2 separate regions of the Mus musculus genome follow, and region 2 is linked to region 1. A link is a contact called in ENCODE POLR2A ChIA-PET data. All regions are on one chromosome and are shown on one strand. The core of a region is the stretch at or near the end of the contact, and the rest is flanking DNA. Distances in the headings are between cores, read along the strand shown.

Region 1 (6,521 bases), core at 1,684-4,183:
TCTCTCTGATCATCTGGGGTGCATTGCTAACTAGAGAGCAGCCCAGACAGGTGGGAAGCTCTTTGGGTGGTGAGTATCTAGCCTGCTGTGTGTTTGACAAGACCTGTGTCAGGGTGGTGCTTCCCAGATAACTCGAATTTAAATGAGACCTTTGTATAATGAGCATTCGACTTTCCTACCTCTGAGCCTTTTGAAGAAATTGCATATGGAATGTTGACAGTTATTTGAAACCTTAACTCTTTTGAATTCCTGAGGAGCTGTTGGCATCCAGCCCAAATTTCCTTGGTGTTAGAGTACTGCTAGAAGTGAAAGCCTTCCTAGTTAGGGGTTCCTCCTTTCCCAGAGCAAACAGAACAAGAGGTTGGGAATGGTGGTGAACAGCTCAAGAGACAGAGATAGGAGGATCACTGTATGTTTGAGAGTAGCCTAAGCTACACAGCAAGCATCAGCGTGTCCTGGCTATGTCATGGTGCTAAATGCAGAAAAAGCCATACATTCTTTTTCTCATTTCCAGTGTTTCTGTATAAAAAAATGAATTATGCAAACTGTTTGAAAATCATGGACGGTACTTTTTAAACCAATAAACTATTTTTACAGCATTTTTTTGCCAAAAGTTGTGAAATCACTTGTGTACTTGGGGGGAAGGGAGATTAAGTGCCTGCCCTAAAGTTACTCTGCTACCCAGTCAGCACTGGAAATCTCTCCTCTTGCTGTGCTGATTATTTTAAGAGCTGTTCTGGTTGGAGTGTAACGGCTAGACTCATGTAACCTAAGAGTTGAAACTTTGAAAGACATCTGGTCTCACTTTTGTCCTCTTAGGCAGCTTCCTCTTTCAGGTGTCCTTAAAGCCTGGGCTTCATTAGACCTTCATCTTAAGAGAGTTGTTTTAGGGATTATTCAGGTTGGCATATTAAACCTAAAAGTGCCTGCAACACCACCGCCCGGGAATTCTAACACCTAACAAGTCAGGAGAATCAGTAGAGCTCGTGAACAATCTTCCAAGACCTTCCCCTAAAGGTGAAACAGAGAGACAAACCCAGCTCAGTAGGATACAATCAATAAGTTAGGAACCACAAAGTGAAACGGTGTACCTATATAGGCCTATAATGGCAGTACCAAGGCAGAGGCAGGATGAGAATCAAAAGACTAAGCTGAGCTTGGTGGAGCACACTTTTAATCCCAGCACTGGGGAGCCAGGCAAATCCAGCCTGAGGTATGTAGTGAGACCTTGTCTCATTCGTGTGTGTGTGTGTGTGTGTGTGTGTGTGTGTGTGTGTGTGTGTGTGTATGTATGCTCGCGCACGTGTGTGCCTAGAGAAATGGCTCCGCTGTTAAAAAGCACTTGGTATTCTAACCGCAGGACTATATATTCCCTCTCTTGAGGGGAAGAAAACAAGCTAACCAGGCGTGTTGCCTGTAATCCTAGCACTCTGGAGGCTAAAGTCAGAAGGATCATTAGTATGAGGTTAATCTGAATTATATAATAGGACACTAATCCCCCTGCACCCCAAGATAGCTTTCAATGATGGTTCACAGCCTCACATAAAAGAGAAAAAGGTACCTGGTTAGTTGTAATGTAGTGGGACAGGAAGATGTTCTGTTACTGAGAGAGTCACCTTTGTCCCAAAGGTCAGAAGCTGGCCTGGATTTTATACCCACCTCCACCCCTGTCAATTCAGCCAGCTAGTCTTGTCCAGTGATCATTGCACAGCCATATTTCTTGGCCCTGTTTTCACTAAAGTTCTGATGGTAGGCGAGAAAAGGCCATTAGTAGTTTCTGTACCATTCCTGCCCTCCATTTGGATCCCCCAAAAGGTTTCTCCTCTTAAAGGTCCAGTTCACCACTTGTTTGGCTCTGTTTTGTTTCAGCACAGGACTTTGTGCAGCTAGCCCTGGTTTCACTAGGGGTGGCTATCTCCCACTCTTACCAGCCTGGGATCATATCCCCTTGGGATAATGATTCGCTGTCTCATGGGGGTCCCACTGCTTATAGGGAGAACCAGGAACAATTGTCCTATGTAAGCAGAAGTAGCCATGCCCTTTCCATCAAGAAAAGAATATCCAGGGAGCACACTCTTTCCATTAAGGAGAGACTAATAAATAACTTATCCCCACATAGTCCTGTTTTCTCTTCCTAGATTCCACTTGAGTCCCTCACCTTCCCTCTGCTAATGAACACCTGGCTGCTTTAATCTTTATCCGCCCTACACAGGCACCTGCATGTATTTAGAATGGATATCCTTTAGGACCCTATACCATATTTTAAGTAAGTGTTGTTGAGTCAGGAAACATCTTGGACACCGTGACTTATGGCCAGTTCTCGTGTGTCCCCAAAATAAAATCAAAGCCAGCCCTTTCCAGAGTTTGCTAAAAGGGACGGGCCGGAGGGTACAGAGTTGGGTAGCAGAACCCAGCCAGCTTTGGGTTTCCCAAGCCAAGCCTAGGCTCGGTGCTTGGCTTCTCACCCACCAGCCTCATGCCTGTTCAGACAGTGGCAGGCTTGGGGCGCCACACTGAGAGAGTTGAAGGAGCTTCCCCCAAAGTCATATAGTCCACTGAGACAGTGGAAAGCTTCTTCAAGCCACGTGCACGATGACAGCCACAGGCGACATGCACAGGCAGAGCTGCCGGGCTAGCCCGCCCGCACTCCCTCCGCAGGAATGACAACTGCCCTCTAGATCTTAAGTGTCAGAGGTGTCCGGGTCATAGCCTCGGGCGCCCAGGTCCCTTAGACTTGGGGCACCGCCCATGTTTCCCCCGTGACATTGCCGCGGGGGCTCGGGAGTTGTAGTCTCGGGCGGGGCTCTGGCACCCGGGCCCGGGCTGCGCGGACTCCACGTCCCGGCGGGCGGCGCGGCGGGCCTGGGGCCGCCAGGGGCGGGGCCGTTCGGCCCTTTAAACCTTTCAGGGCTGCTCCGAGGGCCGCAGCTGGAGACGCGGCCACGAGGGGGCCGAGCAGGGAGAGGCGGCAGCGGCGGCGGGGAGCTCCGGGGAGGTGCGTACCGGATTCCTTTTCTCCCGCGGCCTCCGAGGGATCGCCTTGGGGAGCAGGGCTCTGGAGGGAGGGGGTATTGTCGCTGGCTGCACACTCCTACCTAAATTGGGGTCCCCGTACCCACGCGAACTGGACCCGGTCAAGCTTCCCTCGAGAACCCGCCCCTTTGCCGGGGCGCGGTGGTCAGGTGGTTTGCCCGCCCGGCAACGACTCAGAGCCGCTCTCTCGGCCCGGCGCACCCTCCCAGGCTTTCCTTGGCATGATCCCCTTGATTGTCCTAGCTCCAGCCTTCACCAAGCCGACGTCCCTCAGGCCGGGGAGCGTGGCTCTCTTTCCAGATGTTACAGCCCTGCCCGAGTCTCTCAGCGCGCCCGTGGCATTTGGGTAGACCGCGGAGGCCCCAGATGGATAAGCCAGAGGGTGCCACGTTCCTGCCGGGGCTCATCCCAAAGTCTGGACAATCAAACGCCCAAGGAGAGCTCTGGATGAAGTGTTGCCCACCATCCCCATCCCCCTCCCAACCCCCCCCCCCCGCCCGCCCTGGTCAGTCACCAGACCCTGGACCTTGATCTCTCTCCCCAACCAGGCCAGGGCAGCTGATGATTGTGACCGAAATATCTCAAAGTAGCTGGGCCTGCCCCCTTTTCCCCACCTACCTGTTGTCCTTACCCCCAAACTACCACCACCCTGGCTCCACTCCCTCATGACCGCCTGGATCCTCCTTCCTGTCAGCCTGTCAGCCTTCTCCATCACCGGCATATGGACTGTGTGAGTAAGAGGGGTGTGGAGGGGGGGGTCTAATAGAAACTTGATGGCACACACACAAAGTCCCTTGTCCCGTTTGCAGGCTCCAGAATGGTACCCAGGGTCACTCTTTCTGTCTCCAAAGCTTGGCCTGATTCCTGGGCACACAGCCTCTTGGGACAAGCTGGCACCACTGCGGTCCAGCAGGACAGCTCTGACATACACTTGTAGACAGGGCAACTTCCAGAGGCTCTCTAGTGGAGGCAATTGTGCAGGGTCTGCTCCAGCATCAGTAACTACCTCCCTCTTCACCCCACCAAATAAATTCCCAGCCAGGGCATTGAGGCTGAATGAGGTCAAAAGTCAAAGAGCCAGGAGGTGGTGGTGGGGTCTGAAGAGCCATGAGGACAGGGTGACAGTTGTGCTCCCACAGGTATGCCATGGCCGTGATGAACCGCCACGTGTGCCCAGTGGAGAACTGGTATGGAGCACTCTACAGATGGCCTCACTCTAAAGCTCCCTTCATCTCTGTCCCTCCTTGAGCTCACAAGCTACACGGAGACCATAGGCTGTTCTCTGACATTGGTCTCCAGGCATGACATCCTGTTCATCTGCCCACTTCCCACCATCCCCTCATCTTCTTTGCTTCTGCTTCAGGAAGGTCCTGGGGATGTCTGAAAGATTTCCTCTTTGGAAAAAAAAAAGTTCTAAGATGCTCCTTCCCCCAATCTCCCCCCCCACCCCCGTGTCCCACCTGCCAGGTCCTACAATGAATCCTGCTCTCCTGACCCTGCTGAACAAGGGGGCCCTAAGAGCTGCTGCACCCTGGATGATGTTCCTCTCATCAGGTAGGTCCCTCCAGACTGTCAGAAATCCCCTCGGAGCTGTCTCTGGATCTTAAGAAGAAACATTAATATAATGTCAATTAATACTGCCAGGCCAGGCTTAGTGCCAAAGCTATAATCCTAGCTCTTGGAAAGCAGTAGGAAGATGAGCTCAAGGCCTGCCTGTGCTATATGAAACCCTGTCTGGAGAGGAGAAAAGTGGGAGCCTGGGCATCGGGCATGTGGTTCAGTTGGCAGAATGCCTGCCTAGCGTGCACATAAAAGCCCAGCACCACATAAAACTAGGTGTGGTAGCACATGCCTGCAATCCCAGCAAGAGCATCAGACATTCAAGATCACCCCCCAGCTAGTTTTTGGCCAGCCTGAGCAATGTAAGGCTGTTTCAAAGAAATAAGTGCACTACTTGCTATTTCTAGGAGCTGGGCATCCCACTGAGTTTTATATGCCAGTGGTGCCTTTTAATCCATCCTGCAGGTTAGGCTCTGTTCTTTTCACCCCCTTTAGCTGTGGAAACAGGCTTGGAGACACTTATTCAGGTCACACAGTCAATGAAAGTATGTGCATTTAAGCTCAGCACCTCTGAGTGGCCAGCACAAGTTCAAGAAAATCAGAGCAGCTGCAGGCCTCAGCAAAGGAGGCTGAGAGCTGCCAGCCACACTAGGGCATGTCTTTATCTCTCATACATATGTGCTCTTTAAATCAGAGGCTTGCCTGCTGCTGACCAAACACAGATAAAGCCCGGGAGAGGGGAGGAGCTGGGAGGGGTGTGGAGGGCCCCTGGTATGCCTGCCTCATTGTCCCTACCCCTCCCTCAGCAAGTGTGGCACATACCCCCCGGAGAGCTGCCTCTTCAGCCTCATTGGCAACATGGGTGCTGTTATGGGTGAGTGATACCATCAGACCCCTACCCCTCACCAGAAAAGCCCCACAACCTGTACTCTGCCCCATCTCCAAGGGTTAAGGTAAGAGGAACAACTTATCTTCTGTTCACTGAAGGTGGTAGTTTGTGGGCAGGACCAAACAGGTAGGTGGGAAGAGGGGGCAGGCCCAACTACCTTGCTATTTAGGCCCCAATCAGCTAGATGCTAACTAGTTTTCCAGGGTAACAGCTGTCCTGGGTAAAAGCCTGGGAGGAAGGCAGAGAACTGGCCCCATCACTACTGTCTTCTCCTAGTGGCCCTCATCTGCCTCCTTCGGTACGGGCAGCTCCTGGAACAGAGCCGGCACTCCTGGATCAATACCACTGCACTCATCACTGGTTGCACCAACGCTGCAGGCCTCGTGGTGGTCGGCAATTTTCAGGTGCCCCCGCCCCACCCTCCCTTAATAGGGCCTGGATGCCTGTAAGGGCAACACCTGGAGGTTGACCAAGGAAGGAAGGGAGAAGTGATGGATGGGGCAGGAGAGGTGGGGCTGCTTCATGGATTGGCCTCTGTCTGGGCCAGGTGGACCATGCCAAGTCTCTACACTACATCGGAACTGGTGTGGCCTTCACTGCTGGGCTGCTCTTTGTGTGCCTGCACTGTGTTCTCTTCTACCATGGGGCCACCACCCCCCTGGACATGGCTATGGCCTACCTTCGAAGTGTGCTGGCTGTCATCGCCTTCATCACCCTGGTCCTTAGTATCCTTTTGGGATAGGGAAGCCAGGAACTCATCCCCTAGCTGAATCCTTCTCTCCCAGGTTGGGGTAGGGGTGGGACCTTGAGTCCAGTGACCACTGCCCTAGTCCTAGTCTGATGCGGCCCGGTCCTTTACCTCTTCTACTTGCTTGGGATGGCCTACAGGTGTTGCTGGGTGCACACACCCTCTAGGTGCACACACCCTCTTAGGTGCACACACCCTCTCGAACCTTTCCTTAGCTCTGCTCCAGGTGGAGTCTTCTTCCTCCACGAGAGTTCTCAGCTCCAGCATGGAGCTGCTCTGTGTGAATGGGTG
Region 2 (6,521 bases), core at 2,670-5,169, 84 kb after region 1:
GGCACTTGTTGGCAGAACAAGCTGCACAATGCCATAACATTAGATACGTAGTGAATTCTATGGTAGCCTAGGCTACAAAAGATACAGGGTGTATGTGAAATGAAGGAAGCAGACTAGAAAAAAAAATGGTGGCATCCAGAAACCAACGATAAACCAAAACATTTCATATATTACCTGAGGCCCACCAATAACAAATCTGCCACTTGGCTGTAGGTGGTAAATTGTATCCTCATCAAGGTATTTTGCAGGTACAACAGCCTTGATCACTTTCTCCTTCAGAGCATCCCTCATCTCATCAAGACAAACTTCTTCATCGTGCTGAACAGATATAACAATCGTGTGGACTCTGATGGGAAGCACAGCACCCCGATCTTGCATATATTGCACAGTCACCTTGAATGCAAAACAGATGGGAACACTTGTCAAACAGCTTTATAGTGGGTTCTCTATCATAAGTTCAAATATAGCAGAAAAGACAAGGATTCTCCCTAGTCAGCTATAATTAACTTGGGAATTTTAATGTAATTTGAGAGAAATGTAGGTTTAAGATCACTACTTACTTGAGTTTTAGAATCTGGGCGTAACCAAGGCAATGTACCATTGCGGCGTAGTTCAGCCAATTTGGCATTTAGCTTGTGTGCTAAGACAATGGTTAAAGGCATACACTCTTCAGTTTCATCAGTGGCATAACCAAACATCAAACCCTAAAAATATGGAGAAGTGGTCAATAAAAGTGTCAGAATTTAACATTTAAAAGGATCCTAATAAACATCGTAATACCTGGTCTCCTGCACCAATATCTTCCTCATTCCGGTCAAGATGAACACCTTGGGCAATATCTGGTGACTGTTGTTCCAAGGCAACCAACACATTACAAGTCTTGTAGTCAAACCCTATAAAACAAGGTGTTCCAGTAACCTTCCTTTTATCTCCAAAATGTTAACAGTAGTGCTGTGCTGCTAGAAAGCTGGACATGCCAAAGCCAAGTGGTCAAGCACTTCTTTAAAAGACCATATTCACATAATTCACTTACTGCCCCCTCTATGGTTTGGAATAAGGTCTCTAACTTGGCTGACTTCAAACTACAACTAAGCAAGCAGCCAACTCCTGCTTTGACACCCAGAAGTTGAGTTTACATCATCATGTCTGGTCACACTATTGATGAGAATCTGTCACTTTATTTGTAGGATAGGAGACTGCTTTTACACTATGTGTCACATTTTAGAGGATATGGTGTAACTATGTAGAGTCAAGGATTACTAGGAACATTCCAGAAGTCTCTCCCACTAGCATCATTTTTGCAGATTCTGTATCTGCAAAAATGAGTTCACAGGGGGAAAAAAATCTTTAAAACATACCTTTGGAAGAGTCATCATATCCAATGTGCTTTATGGCTTCACGAACCACTTTCTGGTAATCAATGGCAGCTCTGGATGTAATTTCCCCAGCAAGAAGAATCATTCCAGTTTTAGCAACAGTTTCTAATAAAACAAAGTTTTATACTTAAAATATTAAGGGGGGGGTTTTTGCTGAGGAACTCAATCATGTTATATAAGCTGTATCACTGGGCTTGGCTTCATGTTCTGTTTTTCAGATAAGGTCTTAGTAAATTACTCACATAGGCATTTAACTTGCTACCAGCCTCAACCTCCCAAGTAGCTGGTATTACCTATACCACAAAACTTTGCTTCAAACGCCTTTTTTGCCATTCATAAACAAGTGCTCTGTACCTACCACAAGCCACTTTAGCATCAGGGTCTTGTTGAAGGTGTGCATCAAGGACAGCATCACTGATTTGGTCACAAATCTTATCTGGAAAATAAAAGTTCCTGGTTCAACTTAACTATTACTACTAACCCTATCTCATCATGTAACTAGCAGTTTATGTGCAACCCAAGAAGCAAATATAGCTATGAATTTGTAGGTGACAGAAGCTTGATGTAAAGTTATAGTAGTATTTGCAAGGTGAGAGGGAGAATCTCCAGTCTTTTGTTTTTGAAGACATGTTTCTCTGTGCAGCTCTGGCGGTCCTAGAACTTGCTCTGTAAACCAGGCTGGCCTTGAACTCAAGAGATCCACCTGCCTCTGCCCTTCAGATTAATCAAAGTCAAAATGATTTATTTTGATATCTCAAAGCCTACCATAGGAAATAACCTCACAGTGTATTTTAGAGACAACTGTTCTTTTTATCCCCCACATTTAAAATGTTACAAACCTACTAAAGAGCCAACTGTCAGGTCATTAACTTCTTAAAACAGTCCATTTCCCCTATTATTAGACAATAGGGAAATGAGATTTTTTTTTTAACCATGAAAATAAATTTAACAGAAGAAACACCAGCAAACAAAAAATGCAGTAATTTTTTTTTTTTTGAGACAGGGTTATAGCCCTGGCTGTCCTGGAACTCAGAAAAATCCACCTGCCTCTGCCTTCGGCTCCAGGAAACTTTCAAGTGTGCTCTAAGCCATATCCAATTTCTCCTTGATTCATCAATTTAGAAAATGGCAGTATCCTGGTCTGGAATGTTTGTGGTATTGAGACAGGGTCTTACACGTGGCCCAGGCTGACAAACTAAACTGCTTCCATACTTTAAACGCTGGGATTGTAGTAGTTAGTGTACCACTGTGCTTGGCTCTATGTTCCTTGATTTTTGTTACTACCCCAAAATGTGTATTGCAGCCACAGAACCTTAAGATGGAATCTAATGGCTGTACTAAGGAGTGATTCAATAGATATGGAGATACTCCTTTCCTTGAGGGGAGTGTGGGAGGAGCCACAGCAACACTTGTCTTTCAACCATCACTCATCAAGATGCTCCTCACAAGCCATGTAATAATATTGCTGTGGACCCCCTGCGAACGGAAACAGCTCAAACTGAATATTAGTATTTACTAAATGGTTATGTTCCATCTGAAACCCAAAGTCCATATAATAGATTCATTATAACCGATCTCATCATGGCGGTTCAGTGGACAAAGCCTTAAGGAAACATGAAATAAATCCTCCTTTAGTTGTAGGAAAAAGACCAAAGGGAAGACTTTAAAACGAAACCTAACGCGATGGGAGTATACACTTAATTCATGCACTTCATCCTTTTCAAGCACACTCTAAATAAGGGATGCCTTCTCTAATTCGCGCTATATTTAGTCAGTGGCAGTCTGTCACCTTGAAGGCTAAAGGGCATGTCTACCCATGCTCTTAAGCGTTTTCCAGGGGCCGGAAGTCAGGGATATTAGAGATGGGACCTTCGGAGACACCAGCCCCCACTTCCAAACTAGGGGTCGGGTGGGTAGAGGCCGCCAGCTCCGCTTCGCCCCAATTCCACATGCGGCGAACACGTGGTAGCCGCTGCAATGCGGGGCGCGCGCTCCCGGCGGCCGGACGCGAGCACGCGGGGCGGGGTCGCCCACTTGAGGTTTTTCCAGGCGACGGGACTAAAGAGGAGGAAGCAGTGCCCTCCCCGCGCCGATCTCAAAACTGCCTCGAGCCCCCGCCCTTCTCGATTTCTGGAACCTTCCGCATGCCGGGGCGCGCCGCCGGATGAGGAGCGGAGAAAGGGGGAGGGGAGCGGGGCCGCACATTGCAAACTCGCGGCGCCACGAGGGAAGCGCGCGGCCGCTGCCATGCCCACCGCCGCCGGAGACGGCCTCGACCACCCCCAGCGCCACTGCCCTCCGCCCTTCCCTCCTCCGAGTCCCCGTCGGCTCACCTGGGTGACCTTCCCCTACAGACTCGGAAGTGAAGAGGAACGTCCCCTCCTCAATGAACGCCTCGTGGAAGCCGTTGAGCTGCCCGTTCATGGCGGCGGCGGTGAGAGAGGGCGACTCTGAGGAGACTGAGAGGCGGCGAGGCGGAGGGCTGCGGAAGACACAGAGGGAGGATCGCTTCAGCTCTCGGCAGGCTGGAGACTCGGAGCGAACGGAGCGGCGGGCGAAGCGGCCCAGTATTTATAGAGCAGGGGGTCGCGCGCGCCCGGCTCGGGCTCCGCCCCTCGGCGTCGCGCGCCAATGCGCCGCGGGCGGGCGGATGGGGGTTGGCAGGGAGGTCCGCCGAGCCGAGCTCCGGCTGAACCATTCTACCGATGGGGGGGGCGAGCAGAGCTAACCGGGCCTCCTGCCAGTAGTTAGTCATCTTGATGGCGTGGGTTAAATGGAGATGTAAGTGAGTAGACTTGGGGTTTACGCCCATCCCCACGTTGATTGCTGGAGAAGAGAGGATTTGGATTTGAAGGACGGCCTCCCCTGTACGAGGGTATGGTACATCCCTCCGACCGTTGCCCACGGAGGTCTGCCGGCGCGCGCGCCTCCCAGCGGCGGCCGTGGCGGTGGCGGCCGTTTTGTGCTGTGGCTCTCGCCGAGGGTCTTTCCTGCCACCACCACCCTCCATTCGCCACCTCGTGCACCAGCGCCGGGTGGCCCTCTGCCATGTGAAGGTGGCCATGTTGACTGGCCAGCGGAGGCTAATAGGCACTGCCCTTATCCATCCTACACGGTTCCCTCCGGGGAACGAGAGATTGTGAGGGGTTCTAGCCCTACCGTTAGTCATGCCTCGAGTAACTGCTCTGGGGAAAATGGCTGTAAAGCCAACTAGCAGGAATGCTGTATTGTTTTTCCGAACAATTGCCACTTGCCGGCGGCCTCCCCTCCCCCCTCGCCGAGCCTCGTGGACCCCCGTAGTCTGAGACGGTACTAGATTCTTTTCTATCCTAAATCTGACTTTGCATGGCTTGGTTTTCCATGCTTCCTAGGAAGAAATGGACGTTCCAATCTGTTCGAGAGAATATGAATGCTTCTTTCGTGTGTGTAGGGGAGGGCGCTATTCAAGCCTTCAAATGTGCTTCAGATGAGCTTGTCAAGGTCAAATGGCCTCGATTTTATGACACTTTCTCTTTTAAACTTTTGCAGTTGTCTCAGTTTTGCTCATGAAATGAATTAACAGACGGGGAAAAAAAGGGAAATAAAACTCCATACAGACAAAGAGTGGAGTCTGGAGCTAATTGCATGCAGAGACCCTCTATGAGGCCAGTGTCACACAACTGTTGGGTCCAGTCTTAGGGCAGGCCAGGAGCCTGGTGGCTTTTGAGAACCAGTGTTTGTCAAGAACATCGGGTTTTATGATGCTAGGGAACAGCCTGCTCCTAGCATAAGATGCACTTGACTGTGAGGCTGAATGACAACCTCCGGCTGCCAGCTGCCTTGCCTCAGAAAATTAGGTACACTATGAAAAGCAAGGGGCATTTCCCTCTAGGGTGTGTGCCAGTGCAAAGGTGGGAGTTTGAGAAAGGCACTGTGGGAAACAAAGGAAGCTCTTAGACTGTGCTATGCTAGGAACAAAGAAGATAAGGGACACACACAGGCTCATCTCCATGTCGGAAACCACATCGTTGCAGGCAGCCTGACAGTATTTTGTTCTTGTTCGTTGGGTTTATTTTTAAAACTAGCCCTTCATGAGAAAATAGTAAAGACTTTCATAATTTTTACTTGTTTTAGGGGCTAGAGAGATGGCTCAGCCATTAAGAGTACCTCACAATGAGTAATAAAATTGCCAGACAGACCAAAATGCCTGTGTAGACCGGTCAGTGCATTACCTTCCAGCAGAAAAATCTATATAGAAGCCAGAATATAATTAAAAGGTTATTTTATTAATAGAGAGGGAGGAGGTTAAATTCAATGATTAGTTCATTAAATTCTGACACCCCTTTGCTCTCAGCTCCACAGCTGGTTTCATCCTGCCAAGAGAATTAAACTCAGTTATACATCATTACCTCTCTTGCTCATAGGGACTGCAATTCGTGGCTTTGGGTCACGCTTCTGCTGTTACCTAACAGAATAAGCAACCTCCATACCTCTGTCTTCAGCCTGTAAAGTTGGGATAATAGTAGGAAAAATTTCCAAGAAATCTTTTGCACGGTGTCTAACATATAACAGGAACCACTAAAGTAGTGAATTGTCATTTTACAGGTGTCCATTTGCTGGTGGGACAAAGGCTAAAATTCTCTACTTATCCTGCTGTGGTTGCTTCTTGAGACCAGGTCTCACTCTGTAGCCTGTGTTGATCTGGAACTCACTGTGTAGCCCAAACTGGCCTTGAATTCATGAAAAGCCTTCCCTGTTTCAGCCTCTAGAGAGCTAAAGATTTCAGGAGTATTCCACCAGACCTGGCTAGTCTCGCATGCTCTCATTAAAGGGTAGAGTATGCTGTTACTATTATTTCACACCGTATCTCAGAACAGTCCCCTCCACCTTCTACTCTGGATCTCTTTGACTAATGGTTCAAGTCATTCATTGATCCGCATCAAAACAAGTACATATTTTCACTGATTTATATTACTCACATTGTCCTTAGCCGGGCGTGGTGGCACACGCCTTTAATCCCAGCACTCAGGAGGCAGAGGCAGGCGGATTTCTGAGTTCGAGGCCAGCCTGGTCTACAGAGTGAGTTCCAGGACAGCCAGGGCTATACAGAGAAACCCTGTCTCAAAAAACCAAAACCAAAACAACAACAAAAAACAAACATTGCCC

What was found. ChIA-PET counts read pairs that join two places held with the same protein, here RNA polymerase II (POLR2A).
Region 2: POLR2A ChIA-PET joins it to region 1 with 15 read pairs in embryonic stem cell. The contact joins the promoter of Mat2a here to the promoter of Tmem150a in region 1. POLR2A ChIA-PET finds 5 or more read pairs at or near these places in 5 of 5 experiments (Patski and embryonic stem cell).

Annotation. Positions count from the first base shown.
Region 1 is chr6:72,352,550-72,359,070 of GRCm38, forward strand. It overlaps Tmem150a (transmembrane protein 150A), which reads left to right and starts at 2,934. Exons shown (of 8, transcript NM_144916.3): 1 at 2,934-2,995; 2 at 3,582-3,763; 3 at 4,173-4,220; 4 at 4,501-4,587; 5 at 5,400-5,467; 6 at 5,759-5,886; 7 at 6,030-6,207; 8 at 6,457-6,521. The coding sequence starts at 3,699. 0610030E20Rik (RIKEN cDNA 0610030E20 gene) reads left to right here. Exons shown (of 4, transcript NM_026696.1): 4 at 1-613.
Region 2 is chr6:72,435,637-72,442,157 of GRCm38, forward strand. Mat2a (methionine adenosyltransferase II, alpha) reads right to left here and starts at 3,920. Exons shown (of 9, transcript NM_145569.5): 1 at 3,710-3,920; 2 at 1,735-1,812; 3 at 1,359-1,481; 4 at 781-893; 5 at 561-704; 6 at 175-393. The coding sequence starts at 3,800. It overlaps Particl (promoter of Mat2a antisense radiation induced circulating long non-coding RNA), which reads left to right and starts at 3,047. Exons shown (of 1, transcript NR_046011.1): 1 at 3,047-4,979.